2 separate regions of the Mus musculus genome follow, and region 1 is linked to region 2. A link is a contact called in ENCODE Hi-C data. All regions are on one chromosome and are shown on one strand. The core of a region is the stretch at or near the end of the contact, and the rest is flanking DNA. Distances in the headings are between cores, read along the strand shown. Region 1 holds the start of Kalrn (kalirin, RhoGEF kinase). Region 2 overlaps Kalrn (kalirin, RhoGEF kinase).

Evidence for each region. Hi-C counts contacts between places; a loop is a spot of excess contacts on that map.
Region 1: a loop to region 2 is called in a map of adrenal gland, with 2.0 times the contacts of the local background. The contact joins the promoter of Kalrn here to the enhancer-like site in region 2. A Hi-C loop is called at or near these places in 8 of 37 maps with a recorded cell type or tissue (adrenal gland, gastrocnemius, heart and 1 more).

What each region holds. Positions count from the first base shown.
Region 1 is chr16:34,510,291-34,517,126 of GRCm38, reverse strand. It overlaps Kalrn (kalirin, RhoGEF kinase), which reads left to right and starts at 3,100. Exons shown (of 60, transcript NM_177357.3): 1 at 3,100-3,213. The coding sequence starts at 3,147.
Region 2 is chr16:34,340,307-34,347,080 of GRCm38, reverse strand. The region is part of intron 5 of Kalrn (kalirin, RhoGEF kinase); the gene reads left to right. Among named protein-coding and RNA genes, the nearest start is that of Kalrn, 170 kb to the left of the region's middle. Within about 2 kb of position 4,565, at least 1 of the 3 ENCODE cell types and tissues checked has a DNase peak (open chromatin) inside an H3K27ac peak, as active enhancers do; it is heart, where a contact is called at or near this core.

The DNA.
Region 1 (6,836 bases), core at 1,851-4,350, 170 kb before region 2:
ACAGTGTTTTCCTTTTGGATGGGTGAAAAGATGGAGAGAGAACAGTGCCAAGAAGAGAAGAAGGAACGCCGGAGAGAAGGGAACACATCGCAGTTATAACAGCTTAGTAACTGCAGACATCCAGACAGGCAGCAGTCCTCTGCAGTGGATGGGTGCTCTTGGCCTACATGTAGTCACTGATTTCAGCGGAGGGGGCTGAACGAGCCACACTGACAGGAATGGCTACCCTTGATTTGGCTACGATGAAAGAAAGAGCCGCTGTGCTGTCATTGTTTAAGACAAAACAACAACAAAAACCTACCTAATAAGGTCTTGTCCTGGCAACATTCTGTCCTTTCTAATTGCACCACAGCTGAATGACAAGCCTAGCAGTCTCTGGGAACATTTTATTCAACTTCTAGTATGGCTGTTTTAAAGGACAGCTCTGTGGGAATAGCAGAAATGAGTAGTGGTGGGCTGGGGAGCACCAAGGTGCCCTGCTTAAAGGACTGAAGGCAACCAAGAGTAAAATTCTAGGCTGAACAGCTTCCTCCTGGGTTTGACCCAATGGGTGATTCTGTATCCCAGGGTTCATTGTGTGGGGGGAGGTGCATGCACCCATGTTGTTTTCTTTTCTGTGGCGAATGACACCAAGTAAGGGAGAAGCTAGAGTTGGCCTCCTTCTTCATGCCCGCCATCAGCACAAGCAGAGAGCTGCAGTTTATATTTGTGCTTATAAGGGCATGAGGGCTGCCTGTCTGTTCCCCAGGTGATGTTCCTCTTACAGCCCCTCTCTGTCCAGGTCTTCTGCTTGGTAGGCGTCTCACATTTCAAGTTTTGTGTAAGTTGCATTAGGAGACAAAAAATAACTTTGGCATTCTTACTTGGAGATGCACTCTCTGGCTGACTGTAAGCCCAGGACCAATGTGACATATCAAAGGCTGTTTGTCAGTCATCATACATCCTGTGCCTGTGGCACGCTGGTACTGTTCTGCTTCTTAAGCTGTCAGCATAGCCCCATGGGGAAGGCTTCCACCTCTCTAGGAAAGGCACTACATTCTCTAGGGAATGTCAAGGTCCAGACATCTCGACAAGGGGGAGCCAGTTCATACCTATGTACCATTTGATATAAATAGTTCAACTTCTTGGAAGATGACTTTGGTCTTCTTTAGACAGAGGAAGTGAGTCCTCTCCCACAGAGCTCGTGGGGTGGTTAGGGCTGACAGATGTGAAAGAACTAAGAAGCACTGGCCGCATGCGAGTGGGCAATAGATTCTTGTTATTCACAAGAGGGAGGACCGTGGGCCATTTCTCTCCAGAGAGAGGAGAGGGCTTTGCATTCTTTTTTAGCGACTCTTGCAAGATTCTTGTCCATTTAAGGTAGTAACAAAATTGCACTAACAGAGCCTGAGAGGTATCTTCTTGGGTGGTGAGGACTCTGCTGTGTTCCATAGCAGCCCTTTAAGAGGTAATAAGGATGCTGGGCCGGACAAAGGGTGGAGATTATGGCTCCACCCAATTTCTCCCTCCCTCTGCTAGTTCCTACCCTCCTGGACATGCCTCCTGCCTAGCCTGAGTCCTTTAGAAACATGCAAACTATTTCATTTTAGCCCCCTTGACTCCAGCTGCCTGACAGAGACCAGGAGGCGGGGAGCAGAAGCTGCCATAGCTAAGCTGGGCCACAGCTGTGAGGAATGTGCACTTGGCTGTTGAATGGAGGTGCCCTAGACCTGGAGTCCCCTCTGCTTTCTTTCATTTCTGTGATCAGGATCCCCTTTCACCAGAGGGACAACCTTCTCATGTAAGTGGCCAGCCCACTGACCAAGGGGCTCCAAGGGAGGGGAGAATAGAGCACTCTGCCCCTACTCTTGAACCTGCTGCACGCCGGAGACAGTGTCCAGAGGCTGGCGGGCTGTAGTCAAGCCACAGTCAATGCTTCTCCTGCCATCCATGTGGGATGGGTTACCTAGAAACCCTTGCTTGTCTATTCAGTCAGTCAACCATCACTTGAATTAACGATTGAAGTCAAAGTCACTTGAATGGTTCTGAAATAAGGCACTGTATTAGGTACCTTGAAGGAATGACCCAAAGATGTTTAAGGAGCAGATCTGAACTCCATGTAGTTTATAGTCTGATAAGGTAGAAGAAATGTATACAAAGGAGGAACACATAAAGGAGGGAAGATCGGGGAAGGCTGCCCGGGTTCTGTGGCATTTGAGTCAGACATTGGAAGATTGAGGTATGGCCCTGAGAAGGAGCATGGAGAGACAGGGCCCTGACAGGAGGTGCTGCATCAGAGATACAGGATTGAAGGGTCAGAAGGATAGGGGAGCAAGGCTCTAAGGGCAGGGGAGAAGGCCAATGAGAACCTTTGCCTGCTTTGCTTACCAGTGACACCAGGAGCTTCCCTCCTTCGTGTTGAGCCTCACAGTTCCTCCGTGAAGCAAATGCTGGCCTTTCTAGTTCATAGGGGAGGAAGCTGAGGCAGAAGGCCAAGAAATGTTAAGTAGGAACCAGGGTTTGAACTTGAACATAGCACCTTAGTGCCCAGTCTCTAATAGAATCCATGAGAGAAGTAGGAAGAAAGGACCTGCAAGCTCTTTTCTAGTTGTGAGTGTCTAGCATATTTGGATGGGGAGACCTGAGGTCCCCACAATGAGGCAGTCAGACTCCTGGACTTTTTGGACTGGTTCCAGAGTCCAGGATGGTTGAGCATCTGGCTTCTCATTCATCATCCTATTGGGAGAGCCACTGGCCTCTGTGTGGGAGGCACAGGAAGCCAGTATGGTAGGAGATACTAGAATGAAATTTTAACCGTGGCCTTCTCCGTGGACTTTCATTCCCAAGGCTACCTCAAACCTTGCTAGTGTGAAGAGCCCTCCCTGACTCCCTCCCCCGCATCTCCAGCCTCCCCTGGGGTTCATGCAGGCTCAGTCTGCACACGGCGTGTTCTGCACTTGCTCCTTTGTTGCTGTGAAACGGGCTCCCAGCACAGTCAGCCTCTGTGTGGGAGGACTGGTGGCTGTCTTTGTAGGCAGGCATTTGCTTAGAGCAGGCTGCGTGTGAGCCCAACATCCGAGAATCTGGCCTCCTCGAGTCGGTTGGTGGTGGTGGCGGGATGAGGCTGTGCCCTGGAGACTGACTGTGAAGGATGAGTTCAGGGTGGGATGACGGACCGCTTCTGGGACCAGTGGTATCTTTGGTATCTCCGCTTGCTTCGGCTTCTGGATCGAGGTATCCTGAGTGCGTATCTGGTTGTGTGTCCTTCTGTGTATGGGTGTATGTATATAAGTGTGTGTGTGTGTGTGTGTGTGTGTGTGTGTGTGTGTGTGTGTGAGAGAGAGAGAGAGAGAGAGAGAGAGAGAGAGAGAGAGAGAGGGAGAAAGGTACAGCAGAGATGGGAGTGTGGGGGGAAATAAATAAGTGGGCATGGAGCAACAGCAAGCAGCAAACCTATAGCAGATAAAAGAAGGGCTGTTTTTCTGGGGACATGTGTGACCCAGCTGGGGATGGGGAGCACAGAATCGTTTGGGGGACACCTGCACAGCACAGTCACATTTCTTGTTGGGGTTTCACCAGAGAGGAGACTGGTCCCTGCAGCTGGAAGCTGGGGCAGACCCATGCAGACTCCTATCTCAGTACAGCTCTGTGAGCATAGGTGGATTTGTGTGTTCCTCTGAGCTTGTTTCCCCATCTGTGAAATGGGCATTCTGGGGCCCATCTGCCATGGTTGTCATTTAACTCCTGCAGGTAAAACATACCATCACAGGTAGTGTGCGCACTGGGCACTCAATGCAGAGTTCCTCCCTCTGTGCCTGGCTCTCAGCACCATGGAGTTACAGCACTTGTCCTGGGGACAGCTCCCTTTGTGGCCTGTCTGTAGATGGAGTCTGTGAGAATGTGTGGTTAGGAAAAGGAAAAGGAGTTACTCTGACCTTAATACATGTCAGCCGCATTTATTACTGCAGTCAAATATCCTGGCACTATCACGCAAGCACAGACCCTCCACTGTAAAGAAAGACCACTAGGAACTTTGTGTAGTAATTGGTTTCTGAAATGTTGGCTGTGCATTTGAGAGCTTTGGCTCCTTTAAGAAGTTTTGGCAAGAGTGAGACAAAATCTTTGATGAAAAATATGGTCCTGGAAAAGCTCTGCTACCCACCCCAAACTGTATCCCTCTCTTCGGGGGTGGTCTCAGGTACACCCAGAGGTGGATACCGTGGAAGCAGAGCTGCCCAGTGCAGATACACCAGGGCTTTATCGGGAGAAATCAAAGATGGAGGAACCCAAGCCAGCGTACTCGGGAAGCAGGCTTTCACTAGCACTCAGAAGCACCTCTGAGAAGCCAGACTTGAGATGAGATGAGGATGGAGAATGGATCCAGGGCTTTGTAATGGTGGTGCTCATGGAGGAGGGAGGGTAAGACAACCACCCCATTTCTGTGATCTCAGCAAGTCCAATGTCTCCGTGTCTCTTTTCTTTCCATTGTAAAAAGAGATGGCTACAGTAATGATGCCCATTTGAGGGCTGTAAGAGCTAAGTGAGAGGCTCTAGATCACAGTGCCTGTCAGGGACAAAATGCCCCAACAGTTAGGGCTCATCAACAAAGACATCTAGTTCCCACTCTCCTGCAGACATCCTGGGAAAGACAGGAACAGGTGGCATGCAACAGCCCAGAGCTGAGCAAGCTACCGAAAAGCTGTTAGAGGCAGAGAGATAATTTATATTCGTGTGAACAGAGGCCATGCGCAGATCAGCATATCATAGTAATTTAAAGAAGAAAGCAGATGCCAAAATATAAGCTATATTTATTTTCAATTTTCATTAAATTCTGAATCCAAGAACTGCCAACTCATTCCAACTACTAGCTTCATTCCTTTCTAAGGGTCCTTGAATAAATAATTTGTTTTTGGCTCATTAACCTTGGCTGAAAAAGTGGGAATATTAGTAATACCTACACCATATAGTTTACAGGAAATGTGTTAGTTCACGTGAAAGCATCTCACATGATGAAGTTGTAGATTGATGGATCCCTAGATATCAGATATTGGCTGTCAGAAATGTGTATGCACATTAGGTGTATATAGGCTTATGGTCATTCCTGTAAACAATGTTTATAATGACTCCCATAACATGAAATTCTAGACTTTTTAGGGTATCTGATATCAATCAGGACTGTTGTGGGTTGGACATTGCTCATGTCACTCAGTTTTAGTTACTAGGTAACCCAGTATTCTAAACACCCACATGATGTATGTACGTCTACATTCAAATGGGATTCTGCATTTGGCAACTTAGTAATGTTAGCCACCATTGCATAGGAAATGGCATGCTGTGTGGATTGAGCTAGCTCATAGGAAATGCTCAACAGATATTAGTTGGATGAATGAATGAATGAATGAATGAATAAGGGAGGGAGGAAGGGAGGGATTGAGGGAGGGAGGGAGGGAGGGAAAGAAAGAAGGGCCTGCCTTCCAGAGAAGTGAAGAGATTTCCCTCAGATCTCCAAGGAAACAGAACACAGCTCCCTTCCTCTGTCTTAGGATTTTATCTTTCCTTTGCCATTGCTATGCCTTATGTCATCTTGAAGGTCACAGGCCTCAAGAAAGCAAGGGGGGAGTAAGGGATGAAAAGAGGCAGGGAATGATGGGTTTATCCCAGGAAATTGAGATGACGGACAGGCTGTGTGCGCTGGTTGGCTGCGACAGAGGAGAAATGAATCTGGGACTTGACACACTTAAAAGGGGAGGAAACATCAGAACACACCACGGAGGAGAAATAAACTTTACAGAAAAATAACTGCGTATGATCTCTTGCTACAGACACATTTTTTTTTTTCATCTTTTTTCATCGGCTAATGGTCAAGCTTGAAAACTAAGTCTGTTGTTTCTGAGAGCACGACTGAACTGTGTACAAGGATTTAGCGATAAGGGTGTGCCAGCATTTTTAATACATCACATTTGGATGATTTATTCTCGTTAATAACGGATGCAGTTTTTACTGTGTGTGTTCTGGGTGTTTATTGACTCTACTGCCTATGATCTGGGCTTGCAGACATTGGCTAAGGAGAGAGTTGCCATGGTGGAGACCCCTGCCAGAGGTAAGAAGCCCATGCAGAAGAATGAAGAGGCAGCCTTGCCTGTGTGACTGAAGTCTGGTGCATCTGCAGGGACCTGGTGGGTCTGGGGAGGGTTTACCAGCGTGTGGAAAAGCCCCCCAGCACCAGCCCTTGAGATGAGTTTTGGTAACATACAGGTAGTGCTTGAGCTTCTCAGCCTGGAGGGTGATTTGCTCTGCCTAGTGTTTGATTCTGCCACGCTGCTATGCCTCATCTCGTCCATCTGTGTGGGCCCTCCTAACCCTTCCTGTTCCCCATTGCTAATGCCTCAGTTTCACCCTGACTTTCATGGGCCTTCCCATCTTTCCTGCCATAACAAGCGGCTCAGATGTCTGCTGCTCCAGCCTCCTTGCCCGCCTAGCCCCTCATGTCTGTTCTCTTTCCTAGTATATGGGTACAGCCTTGATACCTGTACCTAATTCTCTGCTGCTTGTCTGCTACTCTTCAATCCATCTCCAAAATTCTGTCCATTTTCCTCCTCTCTCCCAGTCTCTCTTTGTGCCTCTGTCTCTTCTCTCCTCTCTTTCTCTTCTCTTCCCACCTTCTTTATCCCCCTCCCCCCAGTGTGTGTTTTCACATAGAGGTCAAAGTTCAACCTTGGTTGCTGTTCCCTGTGAGTATTTTGTGGGTTTTGTGTCTGTTTTGAGCCAGTGTCTTATTCAGTCTGGTGCTCTCTGAGTAGGATAGGCTGGGTGGCCAGTGAGCCCTAGGTACCCACCTATCGGATGCTGCCCCAGTG
Region 2 (6,774 bases), core at 3,316-5,815:
TCTTCTGGGTAGCATTGGATGGGAACATAGATGCAGTTCTCCATACCTTATAAGAAAGAGATGGCTTTGATTCTTGGGTGAGTCAAGATACCAAGGTACTTGCTCTTACTGAGGTAGAGTAGGGTTAGCAGGTAAGTGCAGGAGAGAGTAGGTGTAGTCTAAGCAAAACAGAAAGCATGTTAGGTCTGATCTTAGAAGTAGAGGAATGGCTAGGGTACTCTCTTCCTTCATTCTTTTGAAGACAGACTCTTGCTATGTAGCCCAGGTTAGCCTCAGACTCAGGATTCTCCTCCCCCTGCCTCTTGAGAGTTAGATTATAGGCATGTACTATCAGTGTGGGCTTGAGTCCCCTTTTGGAAGAGCCAAGAACTCTCTGGCATAATTTGTAAACTACAGCAAGGTGTGTCTGTTTAGGGTAGGGAACTTCAAGCTTTCTTCCCAGGGATTTCGTTTTGTACCATCCACTTCCTTCTTTTTCTCCATCATGGCCCTCATCACCTAGTTCCTTCTTTCCCATTTCCTGCCCAGGCAGGTGCATGTCCTTAGCACAGCCCTTACCCACAGAAGCCAACCAAGGCTTCTACAGACAACACTAAGTTTGGAATCAGGGAAGCCTGGGTTTGAATCCCAGCTTGGCCATTCACTGTGTGCCGGGTTTTGGCATCTTTACCTGTAAAATATCAATCTTAGTACATGCCTTGGGATTATTGTGTGGATAAAGAAAACTGTGTGTGGTGCATCTGGTGTGCATGGATCCCAGAAGACTTACAGAGACAAGCCTAACATGGCCTATAAAGATGATATAAAGATGGGGTCCAGAAAAAGATGGATGGATGGAGAGATGGACTTTTCTTATGGGGCATATTGGGTAGATAGGAATTATAGCCTTATTCATAAGGATACCAGAGTAGACTATGGATAGCATGGACTACCATAGTGGACTATGGACAACAGAACATAAGGCCAGTTAGGGACCAGGTAAATGGAAGAATTAAGAAGGGATTCTTAAAATGGAGCTAGCCAATGGCTATCAGTCCCAAGGTCTCATGCTGGCATAGGGAAAGGAAATGGAGGCTTCTGACCATGACCTTGGACCATTGATGCTGAAGATTAGCTGATTTATTCGTATCAAGCCCAATGCTATGGCTAACTGGAAAATCAAATACACCCTCTCACGCTGAGGAAGAGACACCAAATCTCCAGGTGCCTATCACTGCTGTGGAACTTAGTTAGGGGCCTGTGTAGCTCGGCTTGGGTTTGTGGAAAGGAGAGAGAATGAACAGGGATTCAGCAACCCTAACGCACAAACTGTGGTCTGGCAATATCTGTGGTCCAGTGCTGCTGGAGCTGAGAATCCACAGGGAGGAAGGCAAGAGGCAGCTGGCAGGAGGTAGTGCCCACTTCTCAGATCGTGTGGCAAAGGGCCAGCAGTCTACTGCAGTGACTCTAAAAGTTGCTTCCCATGACTGGCTTAGGTCCTGTCAGGGCCACCTGAGAAGCCTGGGGGTTCTGCACCAGGTCCAGTCTTTGCTAGGATGGAGCTCTTTCTCAGCCTCCTTTACTGGCCTGTATCTTCCCAGCCTCTGCTGAGCATTCATTCCCATGGATGAGGATACCGCAGCTTTGAGACCTAGTCCATGCCCACAGTGACTCAGCCACAATTGTAAGAAAGAAAGGACTTGAGCTCAGAGTCCAGAGTCTACCTCCTGATACTTCCGTCCAGTGGTCCCAGCCCTATCCCTGCCATGCCCCAGAACCAGTCTCTTCCTGCTCCCTTAAGTCAGTCCTGCAGTGACTGGGTAGGTCCTTGTAATCCTTCCCTATATTTTTTGCTCCATTTAAAGTCCCTGAAGTTACTTCAGTCTGTATTCACTGATGTGGGCCTTGGCTCTCAATATGGCCTTCCTGGGGCCAGCTTTTCAAACAGGAGAGGAGGGAGGAGTCTGTGCCCCTTGGCTCTGTTTACACAGGCAAGGAGAAGATTGTGTCTGCAGTGGTAAGAGGAAAGTTGCTTCTTGTAGTTGAACCTGGAAACCCTAGGCCCTACCCATCCAGAGAAGGAAGATGCATCACTCAGAGAGCCTCACACACAAACACGGGAGGCTGTCTTCCCACTCCCACGTTTAATCATAGGGACGAACTTCCAGTTTGAGTGTGTTATGTTAGCTGGTTCTGGTGCCCAGGCCAGCGATAGTCTCCATTCCTCAAGGAGAACCCCAACTCAGGGGCATGAATTGTTCCAACCTTATCTCTGGGTCCCATTGGTTTTCTTAAACACAACTGAAGCTGAATCACTTTGTCATGGAAAGAGTTAAAAGCCACCCCCACCTGTAGTCAGGCATCTTAATTCCATGGAAAACTACCTGTAGTTAGAACAAGATAGCTTCTTCCTTCATGGTTATATTCCATGTTCCTCAAGAAATCCCAATGTGGTGCTCTTTTGCTAACTCCCAGACTCTCCTTAGTAAACCCTTTTTCCAGCAATGTTCTGGCATGTGGGGAGGGAGAGGGGGAGGGGGGAGGAGGGGAAGAGGGGGAGAGAGAGAGAGAGAGAGAGAGAGAGAGAGAGAGAGAGAGAGAGAGAGAGAGAATGAGAATGAATGAATCATCAACCTTCCTGGTAGAGAGGGAAAGGGGCTAGTTTCTACATGCTGACCAGGTTGGTCCCATCACAAGGTATTTATCCCACCTGCAAACTGGCTTTATCACGAGGTATCAAGAGTAGGCACAAGCTCCCCATTTGCCCTGTCTATCCCATCTGGTCTTCAAACTATGAGCTCACAAGCCTCATTTCTCAGTTGAACTGCAATGCCTGCAGGTCACAGCCAGACTTTTGATGACTCTGGGTTCCCAGGAGGCATATTCTGCCCTCCCTTGACTGTCTATCAGAATCAAACATTTTGAACATTGACTCTGAGCTGGCACAAGAGCACCACCTACTGCTGAGCAGTCCAAGGGCTCCTTTCTAAGTCCCTTGCTGTTTGGAACTGGAATTGTGGAGTTTCATCTCACGGCAGAGAGTTTGTAGCAGAACCCAGCATGGTCCTTCTACAGGAACCCTATCTGGGACAGATGGAGTGACAGAGAGGACATGAGAGGCAAATCCTGGAGACAAGGGAAGGAAGTGAGTCCAAAGGATGAGCCTGTGTCAGAGGGGAAGGAAGGGAATGCCAAGGCCGTGAGCTCAATGGCTGCCTGGGAGGGTTAAGGATGCAATCTGAAGTATTTTGGAGGAAGTCTAGATAGCCAAATGAAATGTAAAGTATGATGTTATCCAAGGCACAGAAGAGTGGAAGAGGTGAAGATTTCTAAAGCATGAATGTGCATCATGGGGTCCTTGCATTCTGTCCTACCCTCAAAGAGACAGCAGATTCTCTAAACCTTACACATGGGAGCTCACTGTAGTCATGAGAAATGGCCAGACTCCCCTCCACTCAGGAAGCTGCTTCTCAGCTCTGCACAGTGAGCTTTGTCCATGGGCATCTGAAAGCCAAGCACCTCCCAACACATGTACCTGACCCTTGCTCCCTGTGTGTTCCTTCCAGAACCCACACCTGCTGAGGTTTAAGGGGGTGTCTGTCCCTCTTCCTCAGATCTTTAAGGTTAAGTCTACCTAGCCCACATCCCTTCAACATAGCATCCATCTCTCCGAAGCAGGGATCCCAGAAGGCAAGCTGCCTCCTGCTCAGCCCTGTGGAGTCTTGTTCCCAGATGTGCAAATGATTGGCAGATCTGATTTTAGGATGCGTAGGAGGACTGGATGAGAACATCAACCAGACACTCCATTTTTACAGTAAAGATAATAGTTCCCATTTACTGAGTATATCCTGTATGCCAGGAACGCCATTAGTTCATCTAAATTAACCTGCCAAGGGGCCAGATCTCGGTGGATGCCTAAATTTAGTTCTGGGATAAAGTCAGGCACTATTTTCTCAGCTTCTTAAATAGGATTTGACCTCCTCAGTTCTACATTTTGGGAAGTGAGGGAAGTGCATTCCCTTACTCTGTTCCTGAAAATATTTTATCAGTGTTTGTGGTTTAAATGGAAAGAATTTGGCCATTCAGAGTCAATATCCCGGGGCTGCCTGGGCCGCCTCCTGGCTTGGCTGGTCCTGCTTCTCATCTGCTTGACTTGCTGGCTGCTGGGTGACCATTCCACTCTCTCTGTGGGGCAGTGCCTTACGGGGGTTTCAGTGTTTCTGAGCACACAGGTTGGAAATGAAATGCAAAAACAACAACAAAGAAAACAAACAAAATGCTGTTTACTGTGAGGAAAGACTAGGGAAACGGTTCATCCTAGTTCCTACAGTAAGGAGGACAAGAGTGGGAAGCAAGGCCTTTTGAGGCTGAGCCAGAGCCAGAGCCAGAGCCAGAGCGTGTGCCCCTCCAGACAGAGCTGGGCTGCAGTGCAGCTGTCAAGAACAGGGTGTGATTTTAGCATGAGGCTTTGCAGCCTGGGTTTTGCTAATCAGAAAGCAACTGCTTTCTGTGCTGTGGGCTTACTCTGTCTGAGCCAAGGGAGTGGGAAGGAGCTGGCATGCATGTGGAACCTGCTGTGCATCACACTGAGTCCCGGCTCTCTGGCTCTCTCCGAACTTCATTATCTTTATCTGCTTTGCCCCAGACATTTTGGGGTTTGTGAAAAGGAAGTGGGGAGGGGAAGGGATCAGGGGAAGTGGAGGCAGCAACTGAGTGGGTGAGAAGTCTAAACTACACTAACTGCTTTTGTATTTAAGGTGGGGGTTAGCTTAGAGCCCCCAGGTCAGAGGCAAAGCAGAGCTAACTGCATCCTGCTCCACTCTGTTGCTCCCCTTTGCTAGAGAAGTCCCAGTACCTTGCCTTGCACGTTTGCCCATAGAGGACCTTGTTTTAACTCCCTGGACCTTTGTTCAAGTGATCATGATAGACTCTCATTTCTTTTAGAGCCAGAAGAAATTAGAATCCCAGGAGACATGAAGAACATGTTTTTCTTCCTTCCGTGTTCATGGCGTACCTGCACCCGAGGCAGACTCATTCTCTCTTTAGAATAAAAGCACAAGAGTTAGAAGTTAGAAGAACACACTTTCCTTCATTCTGACTTGTTAAGCAAAGATGGGGACAAAATGGATTGGAAGCAATTAAGAAAGGAAAGTTACCACTATTGTCATCTTGCTTGAGATGTGGCTCATGGGTAGAGTGCTTGCCTAGTTTGTTTAGTTCCTCAGCACCATAACAGGACCATTGCTGTTAAGCTCCTGTGTGAGCTGTCCCGTAGTCTGGACAATACCAGTGGGTATGAGCTGAAGGGAACGGGAGACTTTCATTGTATACCCTCCTTTCTCAAGGCTCATCAGCCCGTACTGCTTGCTGATGGTTGGGGTTGAGTCTAATAGGAATTCCCTTATTGCTGACATACTACAATCTACATAAATTGTTAAATAAAGATGCAAGCCCATCAAAATCTCCCCTTCTGACTAAATCTCAAGGGCAGGGCCGGGGAAGCTGTAGATTATAAGAAAACCTTTCAGATGGTTCTTAATTAAGGCTATTTGATGAACTAATAAGGCAGACACTGAAGAACTTGAGGTAAAACATTTGTCAGGAGCGACTTATCTAGTCAAAGTGGACATTAGGAGAAATTGAAGCTTCAATTTAGAAGGAAGGTAGTAGCCTGGAGATTTGGGGTTGGAGCAATTTTGGCAGAGAAAGATGCAGGCAACGGTGTGAAAGGAGAGTGCACATGGTATGCGTGTGTGGCAGTGAATACACTACTGGGAAGGATGCTTGGTGTGGGAGTATCCTGCAGTGATGGGCGGTGCAGGTGTTTAGGGGATGTCCTGCTGAGAGCAGTGTTTGCAGAATAAACCTGGTCCAGGCAAGTGACTTGTTATAGGGACAGAATGGAGAGAGAGAGATCAGTAGGATGGAAATCACAATGATCCAGGTAGAAGAGGCTGTGGTGTGAGGAGCAGAGCATTAGAAGTAAAAGGCCTGGAATGGAAACCTGAGAGACAGTGCTAACATGATAGAGAGGATGTGGCAGTTTGACAAGTGGGCAGGACAATAGGGGGACATTGCTGCTGTATCCACAGGTGCCATGTATTAATAGGGAATCCACACATATCCCGTTATTCTGCATGTACGGTGGTTTAAAGGCGTGGGTTTTGGCATCAGACAAAGCTAGACCTCAGTTTTTAGTGTGCTAGCGTGACCATGTGACCCTGACTTGAATCTCTCTGAATCTGTTCCTTCCCATAGAAAGAGGGCTGCTGCTGGCACTTGTCACCTCTTCAAGCTGCTGTGGGGTTGAGATCATGTATATAAATCCCATTGTGTAGCTCTGGGCACACAGTTATCCTTGTCAGTTATCCAAGAAGTTACAGATAGAGGGCATCCTGGAACAGGAAATTGCTCTGGATGTCGGTTCAGATGGACATTAGATTCTAAATTGATCTCCATCACTTCTAAGCTGTGTGATCTTAGGCAATTTACTGCACTTCTTCCTACATCATCTCAGACCTGTGGGAAGTTGATCCAGGAACCCCTGAGGATACCCGAATCTGAGGATGTGCAATTTCCTTATGACAAATGATATAATATCGATATGTAACCTACAGGCACCTTCCGGGATACTTTTAAGTTGTCTGTAGATTCCTTAGGATACCTACCTAACACAGTGAAGATACTGTGTTTGTGTGTGTGTGTGTGTGTGTGTGTGTGTGTAATCACAGTTAATAAGTCCCCAGATTCATGAAGAACTGACTATACTAAGTTCTTACCACGTTAAAATACAAC